Linked DNA regions of Homo sapiens: region 1 is linked to region 2. A link is an interaction called in ENCODE POLR2A ChIA-PET data of the cell type or tissue named here. Cell type or tissue: GM12878. All regions are shown on one strand. Each heading gives the region's core, and the rest is flanking DNA. Links, peaks and the distances in the headings are about the cores only.

The links. Peaks named below come from ENCODE experiments on the same cell type or tissue, not always from the same donor. Only the 100,000 strongest peaks of a DNase experiment are listed, where the experiment ranks them.
Region 1: POLR2A ChIA-PET joins it to region 2 with 6 read pairs; 2 of 35 experiments call an interaction of 5 or more read pairs at or near these places.

The regions. Positions count from the first base shown.
Region 1 is chr5:116,885,216-116,892,781 of GRCh38, reverse strand. No RefSeq gene overlaps it. Among named protein-coding and RNA genes, the nearest start is that of LINC02214, 130 kb to the right of the region's middle. In GM12878, for the core only: no CTCF peak of the experiment used is centred there; no DNase peak of the experiment used is centred there.
Region 2 is chr5:116,701,333-116,708,898 of GRCh38, reverse strand. No RefSeq gene overlaps it. Among named protein-coding and RNA genes, the nearest start is that of LINC02214, 57 kb to the left of the region's middle. RefSeq lists enhancers at 4,092-4,191, 3,598-4,324. In GM12878, for the core only: no CTCF peak of the experiment used is centred there; DNase peaks (open chromatin) are centred at 3,988 and 5,988; H3K4me3 peaks cover 341 bases; H3K27ac peaks cover 840 bases.

The DNA of each region.
Region 1 (7,566 bases), core at 1,196-6,195, 180 kb before region 2:
GGGATGGATTAGGCAGTACAATCCACCTGGGCAGTACATTAGCAAATCTACATGTAATAATTAATTTGTGACTGAGGAAAAAAGAAGATATCAATAATAAAAGTCTTGTAGCCATCAAAAACAACAACAAACAGTGAAAAAATTTTGTCAAGGCATATGTATCATTAACTTAGTCTACTGGTTGACTGTTTTATTAGTAAAGTTCCAACCCAACACACAAGGAAAGGCAGAAACAAAAACTAAGCTTCTTGCACATAGTAAGATAATAAATATACCACCTTTTTTTTCTTTTTTTTGAGACAAAGTCTCGCTCTGTCACCAGGCTTGAGTGCAATGGCGTGATCTCAGCTCATGGTAACCTCCGCCTCCCAGGTTGAAGCAATTCTCCTGCCTCAGCCTCCTGAGTAGCTGAGACTACAGGCACACACCACCACACCCAGCTAATTTTTGTATTTTTAGTATAGACGGGGTTTCACCATGTTGGCCATAACGGTCTCAATCTCTTGACCCTGTGATCCACCCGCCTCAGCCTCCCAAAGTGCTGGGATTACAGGTGTGAGCCATTGCACCCAGCTGACCGATATCACTCTTTTTTCCACAAGACCACAAACATTGCAGGTTCCAAATGCAACCAAACTCTTCTTTTGTTTTGTTTTTATTTGTTTGTTTGTTTTTGAGATGGAGTCTCATGGCTTTTTTTTTTTTTTTTTAGGCAGAGTCTCACCGCTCTGTCGCCCAGGCTGGAGTGCAGTGGTATGATCTTGGCTCACTACAACCTCTGCCTCCCAGGTTTGAGTGATTCTCTTGCCTCAGCCTCCCAAGTAGCTGGGACTACAGGTGCGCACCACCACGCCTGGCTAATTTTTTTTTTTTTTTTTTTTGTATTTTGAGTAGCAACGGGCTTTCACCATGTTGGCCAGGCTGGTCTCAAACTCCTCACCTCAGATGGTCCACCCACCTCGGCCTCCCAAAATACTGGGATTACAGGTGTGAGCCACCATGCTCCACCTCTTCCTTAGTTATTAATAAACTAAACAAATTTGACAATGGGATAAAACGTGAAGAAGGACAATGATAAGACAGAAGACATGTTAATTAATGGTGTGTCTTCCCTCAGGATATATTGCTTTCCTGCTTTAGCCTCTTAAATAATTGAGCAAGCTCTTGAGGCAGTCTTTGGAGGCTGTTTTTAACACCAACAGTGTTTAAAACAATTAGAATGAGCAGATCAAGTCACTGGAATGCTGTGAATACAGACTTTGAAGCCACAAATTAATAGTGTTTCAACTAGGTGAGCAGGGCTACAACTAAGAGGGTAGAATTTCCTGCTACAAACTTGCAAAAAAGCAAATCATGCTTATTTAGAATTATTTAGTACCACACTATAAAAGGCAAGGACTTGACTTAGGCTAGCACTTTCCAATCCATGTTCTCTCAAAAATTACTATTCCTCAAAAAATATTCTCTGGTTAAATATGTAAACACTACACAAACAAGTTTGGAAGATATTCCATGGTATAGTTTATTTTTAGAGTTGGAGCATATTAAAGCTCTGAGAAATTCTACAGCATAAAAAAGTAAAAGTTTGTTCACCCCATTACTTATCGAACTTTTTAATTTAAAAAATTTATTCAGATCTAAAGCCAGGCATAGTGGCTCACACCTGTAATCCCAGGACTTTCAGAAGCCGAGGCAGGGGGATAGCTTGAGACTCAAGAATTCAAGCCCAACCTGGACAACAAAGCAAGACCCCATCTCCACAAAAATAATAAAAATTAGACAGGCATGGTGGCATACCACCTGTAGCCCCAACTACTCAAGAGGCTAAGACAGGAAGATCGCTTGAACCCAGGAGGTTGAGGCTGCAGCGCTGAGGTATGGTTGTGCCCCTGCACTCCAACCTGGGTAACACAGCGATACCTTGTCTCAAGAAAAAAAAAAATGTATTCGGATGTAAAAGAATAATAGTGTGCTTCAGAATACTATTTGGAAAACCCTGGTATAAGATCCCTTTCACGGTATCTATAATGGTAAGTTCTTCTACCTAGAAAATGAGTTGGGAAATGTTTACATTTTTAAAGCCAGCGAGAAAAGAAGAAAATTTATAAAAAGTATTGTAAATGTTCTTTAAATGTAGCTGCTCTATACTAATTCCAAAGGGAATACAACAAAACACTCAGCCAGTGAGTGATCCCAATCCTCCAGAAAGGCTGCAGGAAATGTAGTTCCCCTCGGGGTCAAATCTTATACATGCTCTTGCTACTTATTCTATGTGGACAGTGACCACAGAAAGGCCCATCCTGTAGCACAGGGCCAGATAGCAAGTCTGATAGGCTTTGCGGGCCATGCAGTCTCTGCTGAAACTACTCAACTCTGATGTTGTAGCATAAAAGCAATCATAGGCGGATAAACCAGTGATCATGGCTGTACTTTGATAAAACATTACTTACAAAAATAAGTGATGGGCCTGACTTGGCCTAGAGGTCACAGTTTTGCTATCCTAACATATGGTATAGCATTAGCTGCCATGTTGTGGAAACGTTCTGCTTCTCAGTGTCAGAAAAACCAATCTTCTTGCTTACTCTTTTTTAACCACATAAAATGGCAGTTGCCTGCTCGATAGATCCTTGGAATTAAAGCGCTGGCTGGTGTTAACAAAGTATAGGCCTGGATTGCCATGTGCCCATTATTTAATGTATGCCAGTGGCAATAAAAGGGAACGAGAATTGGATAATTTAGAAGTTAAAGCAGGAATCAAATTTGCTGAACGTATACTGTCTTTTCTTTTTCTAATATATAAATAAGTATATGTATATATGTAAACAGTGCAATGAAAACAGAAGACATCTTTTTGATTAATAGATAATTATCATGTTTTCTAAAAACTAGACCATCCACAAGCATATCTTTCCAGTTGTTTGAACAATAAAAATCCAATAATTGCCGCCTGAGGGGTGCTTAATGGTATTTATACATGACTGTGTATAATAGGGAGATTTCTTTTTAATTAGGACCTTTATCTAAAAGTTACACTTTTGGCAGAATAAAAATTCTTTTATTTTACCCTAGTGTACAGGAGAGAATACATGAGGATAAAGAGATCAGAGGCCAAACAGGATATTGAGTTACAGAAAGCTGCAAGACAAGGTAAGCAGCAAAAGCTGTTCCTGGAGTTTATTTAACAAAGTGGGCAACCAGCGTTTTGTAGAGTAAAGCTTTGGCAAAGGCTGTATTTGAAACAAACTTGGAATGTTTTCAAATGCAAACTTTAAAGCAATGTTTCTCAAAGTGCAATCCATGGGTCACATACATTGGAATGACCTAGGCATGTTTGTTAAAAACACAGACAGTTGGGGCCCATTCTAGACCTGTTAAATCTGCATCTCTCAGAGTGCAGCCAGGAAGCTGCATTTTCTTTTAAACAAGATCTCCAGATACTTCTAATGAACACTACCATTTGAGAACATCAAACTGAGGAGTAATAATGAAAAGGCAGTAATGAAGATTCTACATTATCTTATCACGGATTGGCATGGGGCAACAATGACATAAGCCACAGAAGAGAAACCCAAAGACAAAAAAGGAAAGAGGACCATGATATAGGAAAGCAGAAACTGTGTCCCTTACCACATTAGCTAGAGATTTCCAAAGGCCTTTCGTAAGGAGGATCTGGAAGTTGATGAATACCCATCTTCCCCTAAAATATGTATAGATAGGGCCGGGCACGGTGGCTCATGCCTGTAATCCCAGCACTTTGGGAGGCCGAGGCAGGCGGATCACCTGAGGTCAGGAGGCCGAGATCAGCCTGACCAACATGGAGAAACGCCATATCTACTAAAAATACAAAATTAGCCGGGCTTGGTGGTGCATGCCTGCAATCCCAGCTACTCGGGAGGCTGAGGCAGAAGAATTGCTTGAATCTGGGAGGTGGAGGTTGCAGTGAGCCGAGATCACACCACTGCACTCCAGCCTGGGCAACAGAGCAAGACTCTGTCTCACCAAAAAAAAAAAAAAAGTGTGTATAGATAGTCCCCAACTTATGATTTTTTGACTTTTCGATGGTGCAAAACCATCTGTTTTTCTCTTTCAATACAATATTCAATAAATTACATGAGATATTCAACACTTTATTATAAAATAGGCTTTGTGCTAGACAATTTTATCCAACCATAGGCTAATGTAAGTGTTCTGAGAATTTTAATGTAGGCTAGCCCTACATAAAATGAAATGTTAATTAAATGTATACTATGCTTATGTTGGTACCCTGAAAAAGGCATATATAACATTTTCAATTCAAGTTTGGACACTCTTTATAATTCCTCTGTCATCTTTAAAAAGTTATCTACTGAAGCCAATAAAAATTGCTCCCACTAGTGATATATAAAAATACCAGAACTGAGGGCCTGACTCTGAGCGTCAAGACTCTGGTGCCTGGGACAGCTGTGTGTATAAATGGCTTGGCCAGTTACCGGTGATGTCCCATGGTGCAGGCTGGAACTGCAAGAGAACAGGGTCAGCAGTTGCCTGCCCAGGTCTCACTGCAGGAAGGGGTTCCTTGCCTAGTACAGTTGGGCCCACATTAGAAGTGTGCCCCTGGAGAGACATCACCACCCTCCTGCTGCTCTCCCTTTCTATAAGGCAAGTGTGAGAACAGGCTTGCAGGCAGGGGATGAGCAGCCTGGGCCAGTCACTTGCTGTGTAGGGAGCTATCTGGAAATGCCAGCTGCAAGCATCTGGTGAACATTTGGTGTGAGGTTGGGTTTAGTTGTAGCTCTTCCAACTGCAGAGAAGCAAAGCCACTAGTCCCGTGGAATGCCAATTTGAAGTGCAGCCATTTCCTGACAGTTGGGTGAGCCCCTACTTGCAGCTATCTCATGACTTGATCCATGAAAAGGGGCAACCCTTTACTTTCATTCCTTCCATTCATTGATCAGTCAATCTCTCCACAGGGCAAATAAACGCTTATAAAATGCTGTCTAACTAAGGAATAATTGTAACTCAATATTAAATGCATGTTCAGAAGCATACACATATGTGATTACACACACACACACACACACACACACACTCCCACCAGAGTTTATCCATATAAAACATAGCCACATATCTTTCCTAAATTTTCACTTTGTTGTGTTTTGAATAGATTAGGTTGAAGGAATGACTAAACTTGGTTGTCCCTATTTAAGAGTATGGTGTCAGCTCTTCCGTCAACAAGAAGAAGTATGACCCCAAGGTCAAAAAACCAAAAACCGTGTTCTACTCTGCACTCCACTGGGCCCAGCTGCAAGACTGCAGGCAAATCACTTTCTAGCTTCTACTGCTCAGTTTCCTCATCTGGAAATGGGGATGACGAGATGTGTGATAAGCATTAATTAATGTTTGCAAACTGTTTTGAGATCCACTGATGAAAGAGACAAAGTATTAGTTTTCTCAGCATGGGCAAACAAATGCTTGGTACAAATCCAGCTAAATCATGCTGAGTTAATTACCTGTAAGCCTTGAAACTGTTGTATCAAATCTGTTTTGTACTTTCCTGCCCCAGGCAGATTAGCACCTGTAGTGTTTTACACTGAATCACCAAGAGAAGTCAGCAGACAAATTGGGTCAAAAGATATGACTGTAGTTCTCATGGATTCCTGTTTGCCTGAGATAACTATTTTGGAAGCAAAAAAAAAGAACCAAATTTTTAAATATGTGATAAATGTTGGGTTATAGAGGCAGCCTGCAATGCCCAATAATAAGCATGTAATTTTGAATAATGAACAAAGATCAAGATGTGGAGCCATTAAAAAAAATAGTGTGCCTACCATTTTTTATGTATCCCAAAGATACATAAAGAAGTAATGTATCTTTGTAGCAAAGTATATGTATCTTTGGGATACATAAAGAATGGTAGGTATTCAACAAAACTAGCAAAGGTTGCTAGTTCTTAAACATTGTTTAAAAGTCCCAGACAAGCTAGACATTTGATACAAAAATACAACTTTCTGAGTGATGCCACTTGCTAGAGAAGTGAAGGGAGCACTTTGAAGGCTTTGAGTAAGACTCTTTAAATATCATATGTGAGCCAGAGGTTTAGACGAGCAAATCCAAATTTGGAGTGTATGACAAGAAAACCTACGCTAAAAAGAAGTCTTGGATAGTGGGAGGGCAAGAGTGGTCCTTCAGATCTGCAATAAATCAAATCACAGTTACTTGTCCAATTAAATATGATTGGAGAGCACAATTTTAGCAAAAACACCAGCTCAAATAGAAGTTTCAGTTTGCCTTACAGAAGGTGAGCAGATATCTTTAAGTCCTCTTGGGTTCAAGGAAGGATGGTTTTGCTGTAAGGAGGTAGGCAAAAGTGTAAGCAGAGAAAAATTCAGGCATCATTGCAAAAGTCTAGGGTAGTTATTCTCAAAGTGTGGTCCCAGATCAGCAGAATCAGTATCATGTGAAATTTGTTAGAAATGAAAATATCAGGGTCGGGTGCAGTGGCTTATGCCTGTAATCCCAGCACTTTGGGAGGCCAGGAGTTCTAGAACAACTTGGGCAACATGGAGAAACCTCATCTCTACTGAAAAAAAAAAAAAAAAAATTAGCCAGGTGTGTTGGTGCACACTTGTGGTCTCAGCTAGGTGGAAGGATTGCTTAAGCTCAGGAGGATGAGGTAGGGTGCAGTAAGCTGTGTTCAGGCCACTGCACTCCAGCCTGAGTGACAGAGACAGACTCTGTCTAAAAAAAAAACAAAAAAACAAAAAAACAAAAAAAAAAACAAATAAATACCAGGTTCTATTCTAGACATACTAAATCTGAAACTTTGTGGGGTTAGGGTGTAGAATTTGCACATTACACCAGGTGTTTATGATCCCTGCTAAAGTTAGAGTCACTGGTTGATAATTGCCAGTTAGTATCAGCTTGAATGTGAATCAACTGTATCAATAAAAAATGTCCTTTAAATTGACTTAAAGCATGGGAAAGGTAATAAGTGAGAAATTCAAGTCAAGAGAGTTGATACTGAATTTGGGGATTTGAGGTTTCATGAATATGATTATTTAGTGGACAGAATCTGTGGTAAGTAAAGGTAGGATGCTTTTTTCTTCTGGAATCATTCTCCATCAGCAAATAAAGCCATAAAGGGGTGTTAGCAGTTAAGTCAGTTAGCTGTCCACCAAAATACATATTCCCCTTCTTCTGGCCCAAAACTACATAGCAGTTAGGCGTGGCATATGATTGAGCTCTCTCCTTTGACATGTTAGCAGAGGTGATGTGTACCACCTCCAAATCTGGACCATAAATGATTTGCACGTGCACTCCTCCATTCTCTTTCCCAGTTTAGGTTGACTGTGATGGCAACACTCAGAATGACCTACCTGGAAGCCGCACATTAAAGATGTCCAAGCAGCCAACAGCCTTGATTTCTCAATCGCTGTGTAGTGAAGAGCTTCACTAGAACTGAATTCTCAACCCGAACCTTGTATGAGAAAGAGATAAACATTTTTGTTATTTAAGTGACTGAATTTGAGAAATCTATTTTATTTTGAGACACAGCCTCCCTCTGTTGCCCAGGCTGGAATGCAGTGG
Region 2 (7,566 bases), core at 1,092-6,091:
TCAAACTATGATATTTATTTGAAGATCCAGTCCAGCTCCATCAATTTCTAGGGTTACACATTCCTCTTTTTTTAGCGAGGATTAAGGGGGTTGGTTATTACTAGTTCTAAGGGGTTACACTGGCTACTGGTACAGGAAGGGCCACTTTTCCTTTGCTGAAGGTGGACAGGAGTTTTTCATTTTTTTCATCTAAGTAGCCTAAATGACACAAGACCAGTATCTACATTTATTTTTACACAGTCTTAATTTATGATAAATGTACTTATTTTCTGTCATATAACCTCTTTCTTAATTAAGAGAACCTCATCCTATTTTTAACTTATTATTAATAATAAGAGAGCACAGGCATCGAATTTTAAGGTGACTCATTTGGGCACCTTTTTGTTTGTCTATTTTGGCTAACACTTTACTTGTATCCTTTATGAGCCTCCACCAGTCCTCAGTCCTTAATCTTATTTTAAAAACTGTGGTCATGGGAGGCTCAGATGGGTCATAACACACATCAGGTTGGTCATTTCCTGGGCTACATACCTTGTATAGAATAACATTATACAAACAAGTTTTTTTTTAGAGTTTCAGCACACTTATAATAACCATAAAATAATAGGACCATAGCAACCTTTCGTGCCACTTTAGTGACTTGATTTATATACTGGGAACAGCCTTCAGTCTGAGGAAGGTCAGTTGAAGTCCTTACTGTACAAGTCTAAAAGTTAAGGAAAATGAGTCCTGCGATGAGTTTTTTCATGCTTGGGCTGTGCGTGGACCAGTCAGCTTCCGGGTGTGACTGGAGCCGGGCTTGTCATCTTTAGAGTCACTTTGCAAGGGTTGGCGAAGCTGTTCCTGTCCATGTACAGCTCACAGTCTACTGATGTTCAAGGATGGTCTCAGAGGTTGGGCCTGCTAGAATAAACTGAGTCCAATATCTCTAAACAGTTATGTACAACTGGGCTGGGTGATACCGGGAGCAAGGTGGTGGGGTTTAGGGTGTTGCAAACTTCAATGGTTATGCAGGGATTTTTATAGAACAAGCTTTGGTATCTAGTAGCATTCGTTAGCTAATGATGTCCTTTGGTATTTATTAAAGTCACCACAGCATGGGGGGACTTTATGTTTCAGTTTTGCCTAAGAGTTAGCTTATCTGCTTCTTGTGCTAACAGGGCCATTGCTGCCAGGGCCTTTAGACATGGGGGCCAGCCTTTGGAAACCTTGTCTAGCTGTTTTGAGAGATAGGCCACTGGCCTTGGCCAGGGCCCTACAGTCTGGGTTAAAACTCCAACTGCCATTTTTTTTTTTTCCTTTTTTCAACACATACTGTGTAAAAAGTTTTGTCAGATCAGCTAGCCCTAGGGCTGGGGCCAACCTGAGTTTTTCTTTTAACTCATGAAAAGCTTGTTGCTGTTGGTTGTAATAGATGTAGTTTATTTAATCTACATTTTTATTAACTGTCACCTACTGAAATATTGACTTAAATCTTGTAGCTATTTGATTTCAAGCTTTAAATTGATCTGGTATTCCTTGCAGGCCTCCAATTGCATCTAAATAGATGTAAGAGTTGAAAGACCTATAAGGGGCTTCTCTCGCTTTACGATGTTTTATATTTTCTCCTTCTGGTTGATGAAATGCCAGGGTGAAAGGGATAGCCAAATGGACTAAAGCACAAGTCCCACTCTAGTTATTCAGCAGAGTGCGTAGTAAAGGTCCACCATAATACCACCACACATCCGCTCAGGGATGAACAGGGGCCTCATCGCATCCTTTCAGGTCTCCAAGGAATGCTGTTTCCTCCCTGTTGTGAGAGACACGAAGTGAACTTAGTGTTGGGAGATGGAAGCTGGATGGCCCTCGGGGGCTGACCTGCAGGGTGCCGGACTTCAGGATATAGCAGAGAGAGCTTGGCATGAATTATTACTCCAGGCTGTAAAATCCTGGAAAAGGGCTACCATGAAGCCTACGCCTGGTCGACTGGAGGACCACCTTAGTGGAAGAGGGACAATCTGGGCCTCTGGCCTGCCATGTGTACAAGCATAACAATTGCTTTTATTTAACGTGCAGATGGAATATTTGATCCATTTTAACCAGGCATTTGCATCTTGGTATCTTGTCTTAATTGCTAAAGTTTGTCTTAAGTCTTTAACTTCTATGATCTTTTAGAAAAATGAATGTATGATTTTAGGAAATTACAAAAACCAGTTGGGGCAGTCCATCCTTGTTCTTTAGTGGTCCACAGAATGTTGGACCAACTATGGCATGAAAGCTCTGCCTCAGGGGGCAAGACTCCTGGTTGGCACTGGGGCCTTTATTGAAATCTCCCTGGATTAAATGGCCTTAGTTTACTAATGCCCAGTCTGAGGAGAGTCAGGAGGGACAGAAGTACTTTTCTGAAGTAGACAGCTGTCTTTGACTTGGCAAGTCCTCACAGGCTATAACAAGGCAAGCATTAAATGCAACAGTTTGAGGCGAAATTGACTTGGTTATGTTAATAACTAGATGGTCAGCAATAGAGCGCGAAAAGAAGAACGAGTAATAGAATAGATGAAAATAGTTAGATTTTTCTTAGCTTTAGTTTGGTAGAGTTTTCCTCTGGGACTACGGCCTACGAGTCTGGAGGGGGTGGCACTTTCTTGACTCGGATGTGAAGAGTCCATCCTTTTTTGCTGTACGAACAGCAGTCTTGGTGGTTAGCAGCGCAAGGTAGGGTCCTTCCCAGGCTGACTGGAGTTTTTCTTCTTTCCACCTTTCGATGAGAACGTGATCTTCAGGCTGCTGCTGGTTTACCGGAAATTCTAAGGGTAGTACATGTGCTAAAAGACTTTTAGTTTTGAGGGAAAGGAAAGTGGAAGGTAAACCAAGTATATAATTTCTAAGAAATCGACCTTTTGTTTTGAATGTGGGGACCTTGGCAGTGGACTTTATAGTCCTTAGTGCCTTTTTACTGAGAAATTTCCTTTAGCACCTATTTTTATTAGCCTTTAGACCAAAGAGAGCTAAAAACCATTTTATATTTAATAATGCTTTTTGTATGATTTTTATACCAGATAAGCTAAATTTTATCTTTATATTAGTGTGTTATTAATGTTAAACTTAATTTTAATAAAATCTTGTAGACATATTTATCTAATTTTTAATGTTTGACTATAAGGTAAGATGTTTTAGACTCTTTTTAACCATTTATAATTTTTGTTAAAGAACAGGTTGGTGCTTTAAGAAAAACCTGTTATGCTTTTATTTAATGTCCGGTTTACAGAAAAACTGGATGATACTTCTTTAACTTTAGCTAATATGTTTACACACAGAATTTACACACAATTAATGTTTTAAAACTTCCTTAAACCTTTAAAACAAAATACACATATTTTTAACCTTTTAATGTAGGTAAAAATCCACATTCTTATGCCTCCTTATAATCCTTTTACCAAATATATACTTTACTTTCCTTATACACCTTGCACATAAACTGTCTCTTCAATAGTTTTACATTTAGGAGGCCTAATTACTTTTAAATTATACATTTCTTGCATAAATTCTTTCTTTTTAACACACTTTTTTTTATAACTTTTTCTTTTCACGACTTTTACAGGCAATTTTTCGACATGCCTTAACTTTCTGACTTATTACAAACATTTCTTTCTTTAAACAACCAGTTAATATATTTCAGGACAATAATTTACCATATAACATTCTTTTTATATAAATTCCACCCTCCCTTTTTTTTTTTTTTCCAAAGATGATAACTATTCTTTTCTCCTCAGACACCGAGTTAAAGAAGGAAGAGGTTTATCGGCCGGTAGCATCGGCAGGACTCCTGTCTCAAGAGCCGAGCTCCCCAGGTGAGCAATTCCTGTCCCTTTTAAGGGCTCACAACTCTAAGGGAGTCCGCATGAGGAGGTCATGATCAATTGAGCAAGCAGGGGGTATGTGACAGGGGCTGCATGCACCGGTGGTCAGAGTGAAACAGTTCTGTTTCAGAAACTGTTTCAGAAAAGTTCCCAGAACAGACTGGGAAGTTTTACAATGTCTTTCTATAATCTATAGATAACATCAGTTGCTAGGTCAGGGGTCGAATTTTAACTACTAGGCTTAGGTCAGGCAGGCCCAGGCCTGGTTTCAGGTCTGATTCCTTGGTTTCGGGTCTGAATCCTAGGCACCTTTAGTTTTGCTTCTCTTTCCTTTTCTGAGTATAAAACAATATAAAACAATATGAGAAGGTCTGTCTCTCTTCTCTCACTGCCTCATCCTCCTGAGTAGCTGGGATTACAGGCATGCACCACCACGCCCGGCTAATTTTTTGTATTTTTAGTAGAGACAGTTTCACCACTTTGGCCAGGCTGGTTTCAAATACCTGACCTCAGGTGATGTGCCTGCCTCGGCCTCCCAGAGTGCTGGGATTACAGGCGTGAGCCACTGCGCCCAGCCTAAAATTTAAATTTTACTAGGCGTATAGTATTTTATCTGGCAAGCCTATCCATTAAGTATTTTTGTTTAAAAAAAAAAAAACAGTTTTGGTTTTATTGATAAGTCCAGTGTTCTTTAAAGTCTCTTTGATAGGTTTTTAAATATATATATAGTAATTTCCATCTTTTATTTATTTCTCGCTTTCACCTGCAATTTATTTTGTTCTTTTTTCTAAGTTTCCTAGGTTGTTCCCTGAACTAAGTCTCTGATTCATTTTATTAAAATAGAAAGGTTAAAGTCATGAAGCTTACTCTGACTGGGGCTCTATTCGCATTATGGAGATTTCTCAATGAAGAGGGCTCATTTACATTAATTGCTAAAGCATTTGTAATCTCCGTTGTTTTTGTTCGTTTGTTTCCTCTCGATTCAAGAGTCATTTAGAAGAGGTTTTTTTATTTGAAGTAGATTTTTATTATTTTGTTTACTGTAGAAATTCAATATTTTGGTTTTTTGGTAGGAGAATATGTTGTACAAGTGTTCTACTTTGGGGAAATAATATTAAAGCTTTTTGTAGGCCAAGTATGTAATTAAATCTTGTATATGCTTTATAAACATGAGGGGAAAATATATATTTTGTGTTTATTGAGGTCAAATAGAGAAATACAACAAAGTCAGTTAATTCCATTATTTAAATCCTTCAAGCTCATACTTGTTACTGGCCCAGTTTACCTTGAACAAGATGCTGACAAATAGAAATCACGCTACACTTGTGTTCAAGAGCTGCAAATGCAATAAGTTTTGTGCTCCATGATTTATGAAGCATTTTTAAACATGACTGAATTTCTATGAAAAAGTGTCCTTTTACAGGGATTTATTACATAATATATCACCGTAGGCCAATTAGACCCTGTTCAAAGGATAGAAAAGGCCAAAAACATGAATGAGATTATGTAGGTAAAATGTCTCATACAATTCACCAAAGCCACACTTGCCCAGTGTTCCATATGAAAATCACAGTGCATGCCGGGTGCAGTGGCTCATGCCTGTCATCCCAGCACTTTGAGAGGCCGAAGCAGGCAGATCACCTGAGGTCAGGAGTTTGAGACCAGCCTGGCCAACATGGTGAAACCCATCTCTACTAAAAACATGAAAATTAGTCGGGCATGATGGTGCATGCCTGTAAATCCCAGCTTCTCGGGAGGCTGAGGCAGGAGAATTACTTGAACCCAGGAGGCAGTGGTTGCAGTGAGCTGAGATCTTGCCATTGCACTCCAGCCTGGGCAACAAGAGTGAAACTTCATCTCAAAAAAAAAAAAAACAAAAAAACAAAAAAACAAAACAAAAAGAAAAGCACAGTGCTCATTGTTTTCATTCATGGATTGCTTGAGGGATATAGAGAAAGCTAAGAGAGATTCTGTAAGATTTTAAGTTAGCTTCCAAACTCAAAGTCTGGGCAGGCAAAAATCAGAATTTTACCCTTCCCTAACAAATTGGGGGCTGGGTAGGGGAGCAGAAACTGGAGGTTAGATGTGACTAATACATATTAGTCAAACACAAAGCAAAAGGAAGAATTAGGTCACAGCCATGTATAATTATGAAAACTTGCAAATGAACTTGTTTTTGGTTTTCAGAGCTTTTCAATGGATAGTTCCTGAAATGCTGGGCCATGCAGAGACATCACAATTGTAAAAACACAAGGAGGCTAGGACTCTCGACCATACACTGATGTTGCTTATTCTCTCTTTTCCAAGTTTCTTGGAAAAACCAGAGCTACTGTGCATTTCTAACCTTCAACTAGTTGACAATAATGGGATTCAAGTATTTTTCAGGAGTAGGTATATTGCACAGTGATTAAAGCAAAGCTAAGGAACTAGACATCCTAGGTTTACATTATAGCTTTGATACTTCCTAGACAAATTACATAAAGCTTCTCTCTAAAGCTCCATTTCTCAATTTTAAAATGGGAATGATGATGATAATGCCTACCTCTAAGAATTATAGGAAATTATTCTTACAAAACATTCTCCACAAACCTGACACTCAATAAATATTACCCAGTGTTAAAGAACGTATTGTATCGGGGCTGGGTGCAGTGGCTCACGCCTGTAATCCCAGCACTTTGGGAGGCCAGGTTGGGCGGATCACGAGGTCAGGAAATTGAGATCATCCTGGCTAACACGGTGAAACCCCATCTCTACTAAAAATACAAAAAATTAGCCGAGCATGGTGGCGGGCGCCTTTTGTCCCAGCTACTCGGGAGGCTGAGGCAGGAGAATGGCATGAACCCGGGAGGCAGAGCTTGCAGTGAGCCGAGATCGCGCCACTGCACTCCAGCCTGGGCGACAGAGCGAGACTCCTTGGTTTTGTTTTGTTTTTGAGACTGAGACTCACTCTGTTTCCCAAGCTGAAGTGCAGTGGTACAATCTTGGTTCACTGCAACCTCCACCCACTGGGTTCAAGCGATTCTCCTTCCTCAGCCTCCCGAATAGCTGGGACTTCAGGCGTGTGCCACCATACCTGACTAATTTATGTATTCTTAATAGAGATAGGGTTTCACCATGTTGGCCAGGCTGGTCTCGAACTCCTGACCTCAGGTGATCCGCTGAACTCGGCCTCCCAAAGTGCTGGGATGACAGGCATGAGCCACCATGCCTGGCCTGTATCATATCTTGGTCTAGCAGAATCTGTGAGTAGAAATGCTTTTCACATGGTTTGTTTAAGACTCTTCAACATCCTGGTTCTTGAGCTGTTCAGGAATAATCCCATCCATGTCTTTCACTATTGGCAACCTAAAACTCATTTTCTAATTATTGCAATTGTATATCTTCTCAGAAAATTGAAAGGGCTTCATCTGAACCATTGATCAAGTCAACTCAATGATTTCAGGTATATAGCACAAATCCCCAAAAAGGCTGCTCTCCAGAAATCTCCCTCCAACTGACCCAAGAAGGAAGACATTTGGTAACCCACCCTAACATAATAAGCTCTGTAATTAGATTGCAGATTCTCTGAGAACCAAGGTCCTATATCTTTTTTTCCATGTTGTTTCCACAAGCTGGAACAATGCCTGGCCCATGTTACATGTACAATAAATTTTTTTTTTTTTTTTTTTTTTTTTTGAGACGGAGTCTCGCTCTGTCACCCAGGCTGGAGTGCAGTGGCACAGTCTCG